Linked DNA regions of Homo sapiens: region 2 is linked to region 1. The links are chromatin loops, found by intact Hi-C in ENCODE. Cell type or tissue: dorsolateral prefrontal cortex. All regions are shown on one strand. Each heading gives the region's core, and the rest is flanking DNA. Links, peaks and the distances in the headings are about the cores only. Region 1 overlaps PRH1-TAS2R14 (PRH1-TAS2R14 readthrough). Region 2 overlaps LOC107987435 (a long non-coding RNA gene).

Region 1 (8,544 bases), core at 3,431-5,930:
CTAACATAAAACAATTCCTAGCAAATATGAAAAAAAGAAAACCATACCAACCACATTCTTGGACCACAGCACAATAAAAATATAAATAAATACTAAGAAAATACCTTAAAACCATATAATTACATAGAAATTAAACAACCCTCTCCTGAATGACTTTTGGGTACATATTGAAATTAAGGCAGAAATCAAGAAATTTTTTGAACATAATGAGAACAAAGATACAACATACCAGAATCTCTGGGATATGGATAAGGCAGTGTTAAGAGGAAAGTTCGTAGCAATAAACACTCACATCAAAAAGTTAGAATGATCTCAAATTAATAACATAACTTCACAAGAGAAACTAAACAAACAAGAGCAAACCAATGCCAAAGCTAGCAAAAGACAATAAATAACCAAAATCAGAGCTGAACTGAAGGAAATTGTGATTAAAAAAAACATACAAAAGGTCAGTGAATCCAGGATTTGATGTTTTTAAAAAATTAATATGATAGACCCCTAACCAGACTAATAAAGAAAAAAAAGAGAGAAGATCCAAATAAACCCAATCAAAAATGACCAAGTGGATATTACCACTGACCCCACTGAAATACAAACAATCCTCCCAAACTACTGTCAACACCTCTATGCCCACAAGCTAGAAAACCTAGAAGAAATGGATAAACTGCTGGATATGTACAACCTTTCAAGACTGAATCAGTAAGAAATTGAATCCCTGAGCAAACCAATAACAAGTTCCAAATTGAAAGAGTAATAAAAAGCCTACCAGACAAACAAACAAAAAAAGCCTAGGACCTGATAGATTCTCAGCAGAATTCCACCATGTGTATAAAGAACTGGTACTATTCACACTAAACCTACTCTAAAAAACTGAGGAAAAGAAACTCCACGCTAACTCATTCTACAAGGCTAATATCACCCTGATACCAAAACCAGGCAGAGACACAACAATAAAAGAAAACAACCTCAATAAACATAGATTTAAAAAAAACACTCCACAAAATGCCAGCAAGTTGAATCCAGCAGCACATCAAAAAGCTAATCCACCATAATCAAGCAGGCTTTATCACTGGGATACAAGTTTGGTTAAACACATGTAAATCAATATATGTGATTCATCACATAAGTGAAACTAACAAAAACCACATTACTATCTCAATAGATGCAGAAAAGGCTTTCAATAAAATTCAATGTCTCTTCATATTAAAAACTCTCAACAAACTAGACATTGAAGATATATACTTCACAATAATAAGAGCCACCCATGACAAACCCACAGCCAATATCATACTAAATGGGCAAAACTGGAAGCATTACCCCTTGAAAACAGGAACAAGACAAGGGTGTCCTCTCTCACCACTCTTATTCAACAGTACTGGAAGTCCTGGTCAAAGCAATCAGGAAGAGAAATAAATAAAAGGCATCCCAATAGAAGAGAAGAAGTCAAATTATCCCTGTTCGCAGATAATGTGACTTTATACCTAGAAATCCCCACAGTTTCTGGCCAAAATCTCCTTGGTCTGATAAACAAACTCAGCAAATTCCCAGGATACAAAATCAATGTACAAAAATTAGTAGCATTCCTATAGCAACAAAATTCAAGCAAAGACAAATCAAGAAGGCAATCCCTTTCACAATAGTCCCAAAAAATAAAATACATAGGAATACAGCTGACCAGGGAGGTGAAATATCTCTACAAAGAGTATTACAAGAGACTGTTCAATTAAATCCAATAAGACATGGACAAACGGGAAAACGTTCCAGGTGCATGGATGGGAAGAATCAATATTGTTTAAATGCCCATACTGCCCAAACCAATTTATAGATTCAATGCTATTCCTGTCAAATTATCATTGATATTCTTCACAAAATTAGAAACAAACTATTTTAAAATTCACTGGGAATGAAAAAAAAAAAGCCCAAATAGCCAAGGCAATACCAAACAAAAAGAACAAAGCAGGAAGTATAACATTACCTGACTGAACCATACTACAAGGATACAGAGACTAAAACAGCATGGTAGTGGTACAAAAACAGGCACGTAGACCAAGGGAACAGAATAGAGACCCGAGAAATAATGCCACCCACCTACAACCATCTAATCTTCAACAAAGTTAACAAAAACAAGCCATGAGGAGAGACTCCCTGCTCTATAAATGGTGCTGGGATAACTGGATAGCCATGTGCAGAAGATGGAAACTGGACACCTTTCTTATACATACACAAAACTCAATGCAAGCTGGGTTAAATAATAAAATGTAAAACCTAAAACTATTTTTTTAAAAAACGGAAAAATAACCTAGTAAACACCATTCCTGCATAGGACCTGGCAAAGATTTCATGGCAAAGACACCAAAATCAATTGCAACAGAAACAAAAATTGAAAAGTGGAACCTCATTAAACTGAAGAGCTTCTGCACAAGAAAAGAAACTATCAACAGAGTAAACAGACAACCTGCAGAATGGGAGAAAATATTTCGTAAACTATGCAAATGACAAAGGCGTAATATCCGGAACATATAAGGAATTTACATTTACAAGCAAAAAACAAATACCACCATTAAAAATTTGATAAAGGACATGAACAATTTTCAAGTGAAGACATACACTCAGCCAACAAACATATGAAAAAATGCTCAATATAACTAATCATTAAAGAAATGTGATTCAAAACCACAATGAGATACTATCTCATACCAGTCAGAATAGCTATTACTAAAACCCCCAAAAAACAACAGATTCTGGCAAGATTGTGGTGAAAGGGAATGCTTTCACACTGCTGGTGGGGAGGTAAATTAGTCCAGCCATTGTGGAAATCAGCATGGCAATTTTCCAAAGAACTTAACACAGAATTACCATTCAAACCAGCAATTCCATTATTGGATATATATCCAGAGAAATATAAATTGTTCTACCATAAAGACACATGCATGAAAATATTCATGACAGAACTATTCATAATAGCAAAGACATGGAATAAACCTAACTGCCCATAAATAGTAGACTGGATAAAGAAAATATGGTACATACACACCATGGAATACTATGCAGTCATTAGAAAAAAACAAGATGATGTAGCAATATGGGTGGAGCTGGAGGCCATTATCCTAAGCCAATAAACATGGAAACAGAAAACAAATACCACATGTTCTCACTTATAAGTGGGTGCTAAACATTGAGTACAGATGGACACAAAGAAGGGAACGACAGACACCACGGTCTATGTGAACAGAGAGAAGGAGGAGAGTGAAGATAAAAGAGATACCTATCAGGTACTCTGCTTCCCACCCGAGTGACAAAATAATCTGTACACAAAGTGCCTGAGACATGCAATTTAGTTACATAACAAACCTGCACATGTACCCCAGAATCTAAAATAAAAGCTAAAAAAAGAAAAAAAAACTGCAAAGTGAAATGAGATTTATCTTTAAATAAGGTAGTATTGGAGGCCTCAATGATTCAATGATATCTGAGGAGTGATAACGTTCAGTGTTGATATCTGAGAAAGAGCAATCCAAGAAGAAGGGACACAAGTATGAAGTCCCTGAGGCAATGCTTGGCATATTCAAGAAGTGACACAAAGGCCAGTGTTGTTAGCATGGGATGAGCCAGGTGTTTTAGGGCACACAGGCAGACAAAATCAGATCATTCAAATGATTATAAGACTTCGTAAGGATTTGGCCTTTACTCTGAATTAGATGAAAGCCACTGAAAAATCTGGAGGAGAAGAATGGCATGATCAAATTTGCGTTTTTACAGGTTCTCTCTGGCTGCCACCTTGAGAATACATCAGGATAAAAGGATGTGCAGAACTAGAAAGAATAATTAGAAACTCATGGCAAATATCCTGGCAAGATATGCAGCAGTTTAGACTAGTATGGCAGAGTGATGACAAGGGATTGGATTCTGTAGGTTTTTGAGGGTAGAGTCAACAAAATTTGCTGATGCCTTAAAGATAGGTTCTGAAAGAGAGAAAATATTGACTCCATTTTTTTTTAGTCTAAGCATCTGAAAGTCTGAAGTGGTCATTAGCAGAAGAGGGAAAGACTGTAGAAGAAACAAATCTGACAATTGGGGGAAGAGCAGTATTTTGATTTGGACATGTTAGTTCAAGTTCCTGTTAGGCATCCAAATGAAGATGTCAAATAGTCTATTAGAGAAAGGATTCGGAGACCAGCGTTGAGATCTCAGCTGAAAGATTAAATGTTGGCATCATCAGCACACAGAAAATAAGTAAGGCCATGAGTAGATGAACTTACCTAAGAAGTGGGAGTTAAAAGAGAAGGAAAAAAACGTAAATTTAGACCCTTATTTTATACTGTACACAAAAATTAACTCATAAGTAATTGATCATAGAGAAAAAAACTTAAGAAATAAGATACTAACAGATACTGAGACATTGTACAAAACGCAAGAAATCAAAAATGGGTTAGTAAACCATAATTCTATCTATGTATTTCTTCACTTATATCATTATCTAATTATATATAGATCATCATATAATTAAAATTCCCCACATATCAATCTGCCAATATCTGCAATGCTATATTAAAATGATATATATGAATATATAGATGAATAATCAGCCTTATTCCTCTCTATTGAACCATTTGGCTACATTATCAGTAAGGAGACTGCATGAGATCACCAACAAAACAAGTCTGATTGATTAAAGATTGAAGAATTGAGACCTTCGGCAGTGTGACATTTTCAGTTTAGAGGCAAGAGAAAGAACTAGCAAAGGAGATTGAGAAGAGGTGCCCAGTGAACAACAATAAAATCAGAAGAGGGCAGCATCCCCCCAGTAAACCATGTCCAATGTTGCTAATAGAGCATGCAACATGAAGACTAACCATTGGCAACACGCACTCACTGGTGATCTTAACAAATGTCAGATTTAATGAAGTGGTGACAGCAACAGCCTCATTGGATTGGGCTGATAGGCCAATAGTTGAAGAGGCTTCATACTTTGCTAAATAACTATAAATCAAGAGGAAAACAGAGTTGAAAAAGCTGAGTCCTGAGGTCAGGCACTGATATGACAAATCAAAGACCCTCAGCCAGTTCTCAGGACTGAGCCAATTCACAGAAGCAGAGATAAACGACTGAAAGGAAGCTTAAGTCCTCTTGATAATGAACACTGGGGGTGGTAGTACATTTTATATCCCTATTCAGTTAACCTATCTGGCCTCTGCCAAAACCAGATGGATTATCAGATGAATGCACATTAGCATAAACTTAAATCGCACTTGCAGATGCTCTCTAGGATGTGGTACCTTCACTGAGCAGAACGTGGTTTCTGGTACTTTGTATGTGGCTTTTGATTTGGCGAATGTTTTTAAATCTACACCCTTTGTGAGAGAAAATCAAAACAATTTGTTTGTTGGGGTAAGAACAAAAGCACTGCTTCACTGTTTTATGTCAGAGCTGTGTCACTTCTGTTTTCAGTTTAATTGGCATTTTGCAAAACATCATGCTAACTCAATATATTAATAATATTACTTTAATTGGTATTCATAAGCAGGAAGTGGCAAGTTCCTTAAATATAGTAAAATAGTATTACTTTGAACAGAAGTAAAATATCAGAAGAAGAGAGACATAAACCTCAGCAGATTCAGGAACTTATAACATAGATGGTGTTTTTACAGGTCCATGCTCCTGGTCCTTGTGTCAAAACATCCTTTTTAAAGTAAACGGCATGTTTCCTGATACATAATTCTTCTCACTAAAAAAGAGGCACAGTGTTTTTTGGGCCTATTGGGATTTTGGAGTCAACATATTCCTCATTTGAGGATATTGCTCTGACTCACTAATGGAGTTTCCAAAGGCCATTGGTCTCAAGTGGAAACCAGAACAAAAAAGGGTTCCATAACAGCTATAGGGTCTGGCCTAAGCTGCTCTGCCCGTTGTGCCAGATGATCCAGCAGAATTCAAACATGCTAGAGGCATGCATAGTGGGCATTACAGGACTCTGTCCAAGTCTCTGACAAATCCACAGGAGAGGGGAGAGAAAACTCCTAGGGAATTAGTGCAAGACCATTCCCTCTTCAGCAGAGGAGTGCCCTCTGTCTCAAAAACAAAACAGCAGTTGCAGAAGATTAGAGACAAGAGAAAGAACCAGCAAAGGAGATTGAGAAGAGGTGCCCAGCGAACAATGATAAAATCAGAAGATGGCAGCATCCCCCAAATAAACCAGGTTCATTGCTGCTAATACAGCATGCAACAGGAAGACTAATGATTGCCCCTCTAAGCATGAGCGCCTCTAAGCACAAGACCCTGTGCAACAGTGGAAATCATATGCCCATAAAGCCAGCCATGATTGGAAGACATGAGCAAATCTGAGTGGTACAAGGAGTAGACAGTATTGGACTTAAACATGTGCTTCCTCAGATTCCCTTAACTGTCACTTATTCTCTAGGCCAGCACCTTGCCTGATCCAGATCATCCTACCATCCTTCCTTGAATGGAACACCACACTGTGGGCCTGAGGTCTGTCTTTCATAACAGCCACCAACGGACTGGATGATGGAAAGCAGAACAGCAGAGATGGTAGTTCCGCCTCAGGGAAACCCTGGCCAATGGAAAATGGAAGACAGAAGACAGCTGAACAGATACATTCTCCCTCCTCTCTCGCTTCCATGGACTAATGCTGGCTGTGGTATTCCCCTTGTAGCCTTTCCGGAAAAGTACTGGGGTCCAAGTGCATGCATCTGATGACCACCATGCTGTCTCTCTCACCTTATAATGAAGTTGCCACAACAGAGTCACATACACACAACACATTGTTACAATACATCCCAACACGTTCTTTCACATCTGCTCTTGCCTCACTTTCCACGTGCTCTTGCCTCAATTTCCACGCGTCCCTGCCATTGCTGCCCTGGACTTACCTTCCAAAGAAATGTTATCACTTTAATATCAGACACTGGCTCTAGTTCTAGACCTCCAAAGCTAAGATATTCATTCAGTGGTATAATTTATTTTTCACTCACTTTTCTGTGATTTTATAATATGGCAATTAAAATGTTCATTTAGAAAGGATATTAAAAATATTATATAAAAATCACATTTTAGTAAGGTAATTCATAACTAACTCAATTTTTAAAATTGAAATGCATTTTTTACATAATAACCAGCTAGAAATATCAGAATACAAATATATCATTCACAATCGAGAAAATATATACAAATATCCAAAAGTCTTTTATATGCTGTTTTGAAGGTATTGTAGTGGGTGCCATGTGATTTTGATGTTCCACCTTATCTCCATGTTTTTAGTCTGATATAGCTGCATCAAGGCTATATATAGCGATATTTCCCCTGCAAGTATGGAATAACCACACTTTTACTCTGAAAAATGCTTCTTCTTAGATAATTCTGTCATCTCAACCAGAAACCAGAATAGGCAAATTCATGCAACTGTAGATTTTGTGATGCTTCATTTTCACTGGTTCACCACCCCAAGACATGTAATTTATTACTCTATTCACTAACTCATTTGTTCTTCAAAATATTTTTGGCTATCTATTTTTTATGTGATCTTTTAGGTCCTGGCAGTCAACAATAAGCAAGGTCTGCAGGATCTCTGTTTTTTGTTGTTGTTGTTTTTTGAGACGGAGTCTCGCTCTGTCGCCCAGGCTGGAGTGCAGTGGCGCGATCTCGGCTCACTGCAAGCTCCGCCTCCTGGGTTCATGCCATTCTCCTGCCTCAGCCTCCCGAGTAGCTGGGACTACAGGCTCCCGCCACCACGCCCTGCTAATTTTTTTGTATTTTTAGCAGAGACCGGGTTTCACAGCGTTAGCCAGGACGGTCTTGATCTCCTGACCTCGTGATCCGCCCACCTCGGCCTCTCAAAGTGCTGGGATTATAGGCGTGAGCCACCGACCCCGACCAGGGTCTCTGCTTTTATGGTGCTTACGTTGTACCAGGAAAGATATATAATAAACAAACAAATAACTAAATCAAATGATTTATCTCAAGGTTTAGATAACATTGTTAAAATTTCATAACTCCGAGAATTGATACAGTCTGTAGAATTTACTTGTTTAATGACGTTATACATTTTTTCCTATAATAGAACTTGCTATCACTGAATATGTCAACACACTTTCTCTCACTGCATTATTTGCAACTAGATTATAATAAAACATATATTTAAGTCATTTCCTATCATCAATACATAGATGTCATAGACGTCATTTTAGAATTTGCAGAAAGTATAATTCAAATGATTTTCATAATTTCTATACTATTTTTACATGGAGTATTTTTTCAAGTAATAAAGATTTGAGTTCATTTATGTGATTTTTAAAAAGATTTTTAAATGTGGAAGATAGTGGAGAGAATCGGCAATTTAGGGGCTCTGAAGCAGTTTAGGAAAGAAACGGAAATATTTGGTATCCGATCTCAATTTCAAAAAAGGTTTTCTTTACCTCAAAAACTGGAAGAAATGACTTTTCTACCTGTATATGGAGACTTATGACAGCAGTTAAGAGGTCAGCATTGTGTTTCTTTCTTCATCCCTATTACAGATATGACTTTTTT
Region 2 (8,544 bases), core at 3,446-5,945, 240 kb after region 1:
TACTGCCTTTTCTTGTCACTCCAGTGGTTAAAAAAAAAAAAGTTCTTACCCGTATTTCTAATCTACTAGTAGTTATCATTGAAGTGTTTATAAAGCGAATTAAATTCATAATTTTCAGTAAACATAGCAAATTTAACAAGATTGATTATAATACTCCTGCTCCAAGAGGACCTCATTTATTATAAAATTATTTTCTCCCAGAGCTCTTCCTAGCTCTTAGATTTTGTTGAAAACATCTAGAATTTACTTCCAAACTACTGCTGATGGTTCTTTACATTATTAGTCATATAATTCATTTACTTATATTTTTAAATAAAATTCAAAACCACATAAACAAAAATTGTTTAAACAAGTAAAAGTTTTGCTGGTTTGAGTGCTCACTCACCACTGCTGCTTATTTGCCATGCTGTGCCTTTTATTGGTTGTTTTATCTTGACTTGGCTCAATTTTTTTCAGGAAAGATGCAAGTGTCGCAGTATTTCTGAGCCATGGCATTGTCCATAAATGACTTGATTTTACCCTCACACTTCAATGATAAAATGGCTGAACATATAAGATTTACACTTGTTTCTCTTCAGAAATCTGTGAATACTACTTTATTACCTTCTAACTGGAGAAAGGAAACCTTTGTTTCTGCTTGTTGCCCATAGGTTAAAAGCTGCCTATGGTTATCTGAAATACAGTTCTGACAATTCTTTGAAAATTCACTGGTGCTCAAAGACAAAAACAAATAAGGTGAAAGTTTTTAAGTCTGTATATGGAGTTAAGGATTTCCTCTTTTTGCTACTTTGAAGCATTTTTAAATTGACACGGCAATCTTTAAAGGGCTTTTCTAACCTTGTTGTTTTCCATAATCAGGATAAATGAGTGACTTAATGGATAGGTAGGCACCTAGTGCCACTATTTTCCTCTTGCATAGAAAGTAGCTGATGGATGAAAGGGAAGTTCCCAAACTGTAGAGAAGGTGGAAGAAGAAAGCAATCATAATGTTCATGGCTCTCACATAGGCCTCTGTCCTGGGTCTCTGGAGCCAGTCGCCTATCACTACAGCTGTACAGTGTTTCCCCTTAGGGAGATAACAAACAAGGAACATTAGATAGGAGAAATGGTAAAGTGAATAGACAACTCCAGGTTAATGAGCATCTGGTCAACAGGAAGGTGGGCTTCATTCACACCGACCTTCCAATAGGAGTTTCTGTTATATTTTATATCAACATTGATCCAGAAATAATTTGATCTTAATCATTGAAATGATGGATATGTAGAAAAACAAGAAGATCATTAAGAATGTAAAAACAGCCCTGCTAATCCTCCACTTCAGCCAGAGGAAAATTGCATGGTGGAAAAGTGCTACTTTAAGCAAATAAAAAATACTGAGATATGAGGCTAACCAGATACCTAACTGCTTTGAAACTAATCTGAGAATGTCAAATATTGTTATAATTTTAATTAGGTTATGATTAACGGCATCTATATTTGGATAGTCATTATAAGTACATCTAATAGCAACACCCGAGCAAAAGTGTTCTGCATATGGCCAAGCTTGAGAGGATGAAATCCATCAAACAAATCTGGTTCTCAGCCCAGTCAATTAAGTTTGCCAATTAAATCCATCCAGTCCATGAATATTTTTTTTCTTTATTTGAGACAGAGTCTCACTCTATCACCTAGTCTGGAGTGCAGTGGCACAATCTCAGCTCACAGCAACCTCTGCCTCCTGGGTTCAAACGATTCTCCTGCCTCAGCGTCCCAAATAGCAGGGATTACAGGCCTGCGCCACCATGCCCACTAATTTTTGTATTCTTAGTAGAGACGGGTTTTCACCATGTTGGCGAAAACTCCTGACCTCAAGTGTTCCTCCCACCTCAGCCTCCCAAAGTGCTGGGATTACAGGCATGAGCCACTGCACCCGGCCAGTCCCTGAAATTCTTATTGTGAATTCCACCATGGTTACAGTCGTAGAGATACTTTACACTGCCTTTGTCATAGCTCCAGAAAGAACGCCCCACTTGAATTTGCAATGTAAGTTCTGAATAATCAAACATCGATTCACCAATCGTTTATTGTAGTTAATACATACATCTGTTATTTGGTATTCATAAATGTCTCCTACCCATCACTCTTATCTCTGAATCCTCAATCAGGAAGTACTCCTGTCCCTAAAATTCGACATAGTTTTCAACCCAAGTTCTACATATGATCTTCCAATATGCCCTTAGATTGTGATTTCCACATTAGATTGTGACTAAAATATGTTTCTCTTTACTAAAGATGCAAATTGAAGACAAGTAGTTTTCTAAATTTTGCATGCCCCATCTCCAAATGATGTAGATGTCTCAAGATGATTTACTGAGTCTTTAGCAGTAGTCTAATACAAAGACTATGCATCGAACTTCTAATGTTAGAAATATAAATGAATAAACTGAATAATTTTTATCACCATCAGTAAGGAATATGCAACAGACTAAGAGTCCTTTGGAAATGATTTATGAATTGGAGCAGTGTAATATTTATTATGTAGTGAGTTATGCAGATAAATATTTTTCAATGTTTACCTGGGTTCAAGAAAAAAGACATCAATTTTTAAATATAGACTGAACCCCTGCCATACCATGTGCTGTATTAGGCACAGTTTAAAGTCTCATATAAAGAGGATCATATCCGATAATAGCTGTAGGCAAACTTAGGTGGCAAAAGATGTCTTCTATGCCCTGTACATGTTGCATAACAAAAGAGAAGGAGATAGGAACCGTCTTCTCTCAATAAGAGAAGTATTCTATCACTGACTTGCAAATCTGTCATAATAATAAAAAGTAGACTAACTTTTCATTGATTGCATTACAGTTTTAAGTCCTTTATAAGCAATATGCTTCTTTATCATTTGTGCTTGAGACAAACAGCTTTTATCTCTATTCACCCTAATATCTGATGCCCCATTTACCTTATACCTGCCATATTATTAAAATTTTGTTTCTACCTTTCATTCTACATTAAGGCCACAGCAGTATATAGAGTAGTCATTAGGATTGTTGCTGTAAGATAATTGCATGATCTAAGCTAATTTCAGATACATTACATCTCTCACAGTAATAAAAATACAAACAAGAGTTGACGTTTATTGAACTCTGTGAGCAAAACACTGTTCAATCACTCTACATGTCTTATTTCATTTAATCCTCACAATAGTCCTAGTAATAGGTATCATCATTGTCTCCATCTTACACATAAGGGAACTGAGATACAGAGTTTCAGGAAATGGATATATATGCATGGAATTCCAGGAAATCTTTAAAGGTATCTCTTAAAATTACCATAATGATAAAACAAATATGTAATACTATATTAACTTTGGAAATTAAACATAACAGTTAATCATATAATGGGAAAGGAAATAATTTTTGCCAACCAAGCCAATCCAACAAGATCAAGAAAACTAGTGTTACTAAGTGCAGTTGCTCATGCCTGTGATCCCAGTGCTTTGGGAGGCCAAGGCAGGAGGACTGCTTGGAGCCAGGAGTCCAAGACCAGCCTGGCCAACACAGTGAGAACCCATCTATAACAAATTTTAAAAATTAGCCAGACATGGTGGCATGCTGTATTCATCCACTCTCACACTGCTATAAAGAAATTCCTGAGACTGAATAATTTATAAAGAAAAGAGGTTAAATTGCCTTATGGTTCCTCAGACTGTACAGGAAGCATGGCTGGGGAGGCCTCAGGAAACTTACAGTCATGGCAGAAGGCAAAGGGGCAGCAGGCACATCTTACATATCCAGAGCAGGAGGAAGAGAAAGAAGGGGAAGATGCCACACACTTTTAAACAACCAGATCTCATGAGAACTCTATCACAAGAACAGCACCAAAAGGAGAAATCTGCCCCCATCATCACTGCCATCACCAGCTGGGATAGTGGCGGCCCAAGCCACCATCATGTCTCACCTAGATTATTGTAGAAGCTTCCCTACTGGCCTCCTGCTGCTGAGCTAGCCCCTACAGAGTGGTCCCATTCATATGCAGGTCATATCATGTCAGCACCCTGCCCAAAACCCTCCAAGTGGTTCCTTGTATCACTCAGAGTGAAATCCAAAGCTCTCATTGCTGTTTGCAAGATCCAGCATGATCTGTCCACCACCCTCTACCTCAGCCCCCATCTGACCTCCTCACCAAGCACTCTCCCCTTCACCCACCCCTCCCCTGCCCCACTGCACTCCATGCTGTTTCCCAAGCATTCAGGGCCCCTCCAGCCTCAGGGCCTTGGAGGGATCTTCCCTCTGACTGAAATCCATATAGTCCCAATCTCAGTGACTCTCCAAACCCAAGGTCTGGAGAGCTGGATTCAGAAACAAGATAGCAGTATACAAAACTAAGAAGGCTGTCATAGCAGATTGTTTTTGGCTGAGTCTGCAGAGAGACCAGCTGGTGTGAAGCTCTGTGAGGACTGCAGAGAACAAAAATCAATAGGTAATCGCTTCTTGTAGCAATTCAGAATAACAAGTTGTGGGTCAGGAGTGCCACCTACTGACAATATTTTTAAGTTGCAGAAAAGGATTTTAGGAAAATTAAACTTTCCAAGGATGAATCTATAAAGCTAAATAAGTGACAAGATAAACTACCTCAAGTATTAAGAAGCCATAAGACAATTTCTCGTTTAAAACTATAATTGGAGCCAGGTACGGTGGCTCATGCCTGTAATCCCAGCACTTTGGGAGGCCGAAGCAGGAGGAGCACTTGAGGCCAGGAGTTCAAGACCAGCCTGGCCAACATGGAGAAACCCCATCTCTACAAAAAATACAAAAATTAGCTGGGTGTGCTGACACATGCCTGTAATCCCAGCTACTCAGGAGGCTGAGTCACAAAAATCTCTTGAATCCAGGAGGCATAGGTTGCATTGAGCTGAGGTTGCACCACTGAGCTCCAGCCTGGGTGACAGAGCAAGACTCTGTCTCAAAAAAATGAAAAACAAAAACAAAACAGACAAAAAAAGCAACAACAACAACAACAAACCCTATAATTTAGAAGCAACCTCTGATACAGTTTTTCTTAAACTCCAGCAAATATATTTATAAAGCCACAATAAAAGCACAAATCACAAGCATCTTGAACATCAACAATAGCTTGGACATATTGAAAAAAGATCTAGGAGTGAGTTTCATTGATTATGAGGAAAATTGGTTTTAAAATGTAATTTATTATAAACCTAGTTTTATCTCATTAAATAAACACTATTTGAAAAGCGGCAGAGCCATATTATTAATTCAGGCTGTTTTTAAACAAATATTTACTGAGCAAAGTGTTGGGATCTGTTACAGTTGCTGGTGGCCTCACAAGACACAAGTCAGACCAGGTCCCTGTGAAGGTGAAGTTTCTATCCTCCTTGATGAATGCATAAAATAAACAACCAAAGAAATAAAGTAAAAGTAAACTTTCAGATATGTATAAGGGCTTTGAAGGAAACAAAGCAGAATGCCTGGACGTACTAATTCTAAAGGCCAGAGGACTTTTTGTTTAGGGCAGTTGGAAAAAGCCTATTTGAAGAGAGAATGTATCAATTAACAGTTACAGCATAACAAACCACATCAAAACTCAGTGGCTTAAAACAACAAGCATGTATGACCGTTCTCACAGTTGATTCTGTGGGCTGGCTGGGCCCTTCCCCTCTAGGCCGGCTCAGTTGGGACTGTATGACCTTGAGTAGCCCCACTCACAGCTCTGAGGCCCAGCCAGGATAGCTGGAGATCCGTGGGCTCTCTCCATAAATGACAGCAGAAGAGTTCCCAGCAGCAAGACTGGAGGATGGGCTTATGGTAAGGGGAGATGAGTGGGAAGTCACAGACATTAATGGTGAATAATTTACACTTTTCATCTTTACATGATTAAAAAAATCAGTTAAACTACTGAACACATGGAACATGGATTTACTTATTTGATCAGTGTGTTAGTTTTTTTATTGCTGCTGAAACAACTTACTACATATTTACTGTCTTAAAACAATACAAATTTACTGGAAAGACGTCCTGTGTTCATGGGCTGGAAGATTTAATATTGTTAAAATGTCAGTACTACTTAAAGCAATCTAAAAATTCAAAATCCCACAACGTTTTTGCAGAAATAGAAAAATCTCAACTAAAATTTATATGGACATTCAAGGTACACAAAATAATCAAAGTAGGCAAAATAATCTTCATAAAGAACAAAGACACTCTCCAAGAAGATATACAAATGTCCAATAAACACATAAAAAGATGCTCAACATCACTAGTCATTAAGGAAATGCAACTCCACGGTAAGATACCACTTCATACCCATTAGGATGGCTTTATCAAAAGAAAGAAAAAAAGAAAAGAAAAAGAAGAGAAGGGAAGAGAAAAGAAAAGAAAAAAGAGAGAAAAGAAGGAAGGAAAGGAAGGAAGGAAGGAAGGAAAGAAGGAAAGAAGGGAGGGAGGGAGGGTGGAGGGAGGGAGAGAGGGGAAATAAGTGAGAGTGGCAGGAGGCAGCCAAATGCCTAGGCAGATAGGAGTGGGTACCCAGTGAAACCCCACCTCCAAGCAGAAGACAGTTTAAAGCCTGAAAGCCAAGCTACAAGCTGAATTTCAGATGGGATTGATAACTTGTCTTCCTGTTTGGTTCACTTTCCTCTGATTGATCCTCACCTTTCACCTGTTTTACATACACCTACCCTTTCCTAATTGGTTTTCTACACTGTTGTGCCCACTTATGAGTGGTGTCCTTGCTTTAACCATTTTGGCATACTCACAAACCAATCAGCGTGCACTCCCCATTCTGAATCCATAAAAAGCCCTGGACCCAGCCACGTGGGGGACTTCCCACCATCGGGTAGGGGAACCCCCACCCCAGCATCCCCTCTTTGCTGAGAGCTTTCCTTTTGCTTAATAATTTCTACTTCACTCACTCTCCAGTGTCTGTGTGCCTACTTCCTGGTTGTGAGACAAGAACTTGGACCTAGCTAAGCTAAGGAGCAGAAAAACTGCAACAGAAGGAAAGAGGGAAGGAAGGAAGGAAGGAAGGAAGGAAGGAAGGAAGGAAGGAAGGAAGGAAGGAAAGAAGGAAGGAAGGAGTATTGGCAAGCATGGAGACAAATTGGAACCTTTGTACATTGTTTGTGGGAATGTAAACAGCAAATGGTGCAGCTGTTGTGGAAAATGGTGTGATGGGTTCTCCAAAACTGAAACACAGAATTCCCATACAATCTAGTAATTCTACTTCTAGATATATACTCAAAAGAAATGAAAACAAGGACTTAGATATTTGCACACCCATGTTCATAGCAGCATTATTCACAATACCAAAAGGCAGAAACAACCCAAGTGTCCATTGACAAATGAATATATACACAAAATGTGGTATAAACATGGAATGGAATATACCCAGTCTTAAAAAGGAAGAACATTCTGACACATGCTACAACACAGATGGACCTTGAGGACATTACACTAAGAGAAATAAGCCAGGCACAAATATGATGCCACTTATATGAGGCACTTACAATAGTCAAATTTGTAGAGACAGAAAGTAGAATGGTGGTTGCCAGGGGATATAAAAGGAGGAAATATCATATCATAATATCATATAGAATTCTGGATTACATAAGTTCATCTCTTTGGGATATAACTAGGCAGAATCACTGATTCCATTTGCTAATTGCTAAGTAGTTTACCTCCAAGTGTTGCAATGATTTCCAAACATCCAAACATTGCTACTGGTTGAATCACTGAGGAACTTGCTAAAAATACAGATTATAGGGTCTAAACTATGATCTCATAAATCAGAATCTCTACAGTTAGGGCTTAAGAATTTTATTTTGTTTAAGATACCCCCAATCTTTATTCTGATGTAGCTGGTCCAGTAAGATTGACATTTCTTAATCAACACATTAGGCATCCCAGTAACAAAATACAACAATAACTTTGTGCATTAAGTTGGAAACCATGACAAAATTTTCATTTTAATATGATGGTTTTTCAGAATGAATGATTTCAGGATCTTTGCCAAAGTCTCATGCTTCTGTTTCCAAAAAGCCCCAGCAAATGTTTACCTCAACCCATTAAGTAGGCTAAGTGCCAATTAATAAATAGAGATGAAAGTGGCATGTGAAAAACCAAAACTTTATGGATAGGCACTGAGAATCTTCCTCTGTGGAGGACAAAGAAGATATTATTCTTCTAGGTCATTATAAACAGGCTAGATGGCCCTTAACCATATAAAAAGACATTTGAATTCACTTATAAGAGAAAAGCAAATTAAAACTGTGCCTCATTTGTCACGTTGGCAAAAAGTTCTAAAAGCTTGTCAACCTATTTTGTTAGTGAAATAAGAAATAAAAACATTCATTGCTGGTGTTTGCAAATCAGTATAATGCTTTTAGAGATGTTAAAAAACAAAATTTCAACAAACTGATTTCAAAGATTTAATTGGCTTTTATTATCAATTATGAATTGGGCTGCATTCCATCTATAAAACAGAAAAATGCTCCATGGGCATAGCAGAACGATTAATATGTGTAAGGGAGTTTGAGCAGAAACAAGG

The links. A loop is a pair of places that touch in the nucleus more often than their neighbours do. Peaks named below come from ENCODE experiments on the same cell type or tissue, not always from the same donor. Only the 100,000 strongest peaks of a DNase experiment are listed, where the experiment ranks them.
Region 2: it touches region 1 in a loop (11-fold over the local background); 18 of 110 quality-filtered maps call a loop at or near these places.

The regions. Positions count from the first base shown.
Region 1 is chr12:10,955,178-10,963,721 of GRCh38, forward strand. The region is part of intron 4 of PRH1-TAS2R14 (PRH1-TAS2R14 readthrough); the gene reads right to left. The region is part of intron 4 of PRH1-PRR4 (PRH1-PRR4 readthrough); the gene reads right to left. It also overlaps a transcript of PRH1 not described here. Among named protein-coding and RNA genes, the nearest start is that of TAS2R14, 20 kb to the left of the region's middle. In dorsolateral prefrontal cortex, for the core only: a CTCF peak has its summit at 4,796 (motif pointing right); no DNase peak of the experiment used is centred there; H3K27ac peaks cover 544 bases.
Region 2 is chr12:11,195,306-11,203,849 of GRCh38, forward strand. All of the region lies in intron 1 of LOC107987435 (a long non-coding RNA gene), which reads left to right. It also overlaps the pseudogene LOC100420583. Among named protein-coding and RNA genes, the nearest start is that of TAS2R42, 13 kb to the left of the region's middle. In dorsolateral prefrontal cortex, for the core only: a CTCF peak has its summit at 4,500 (motif pointing left); no DNase peak of the experiment used is centred there.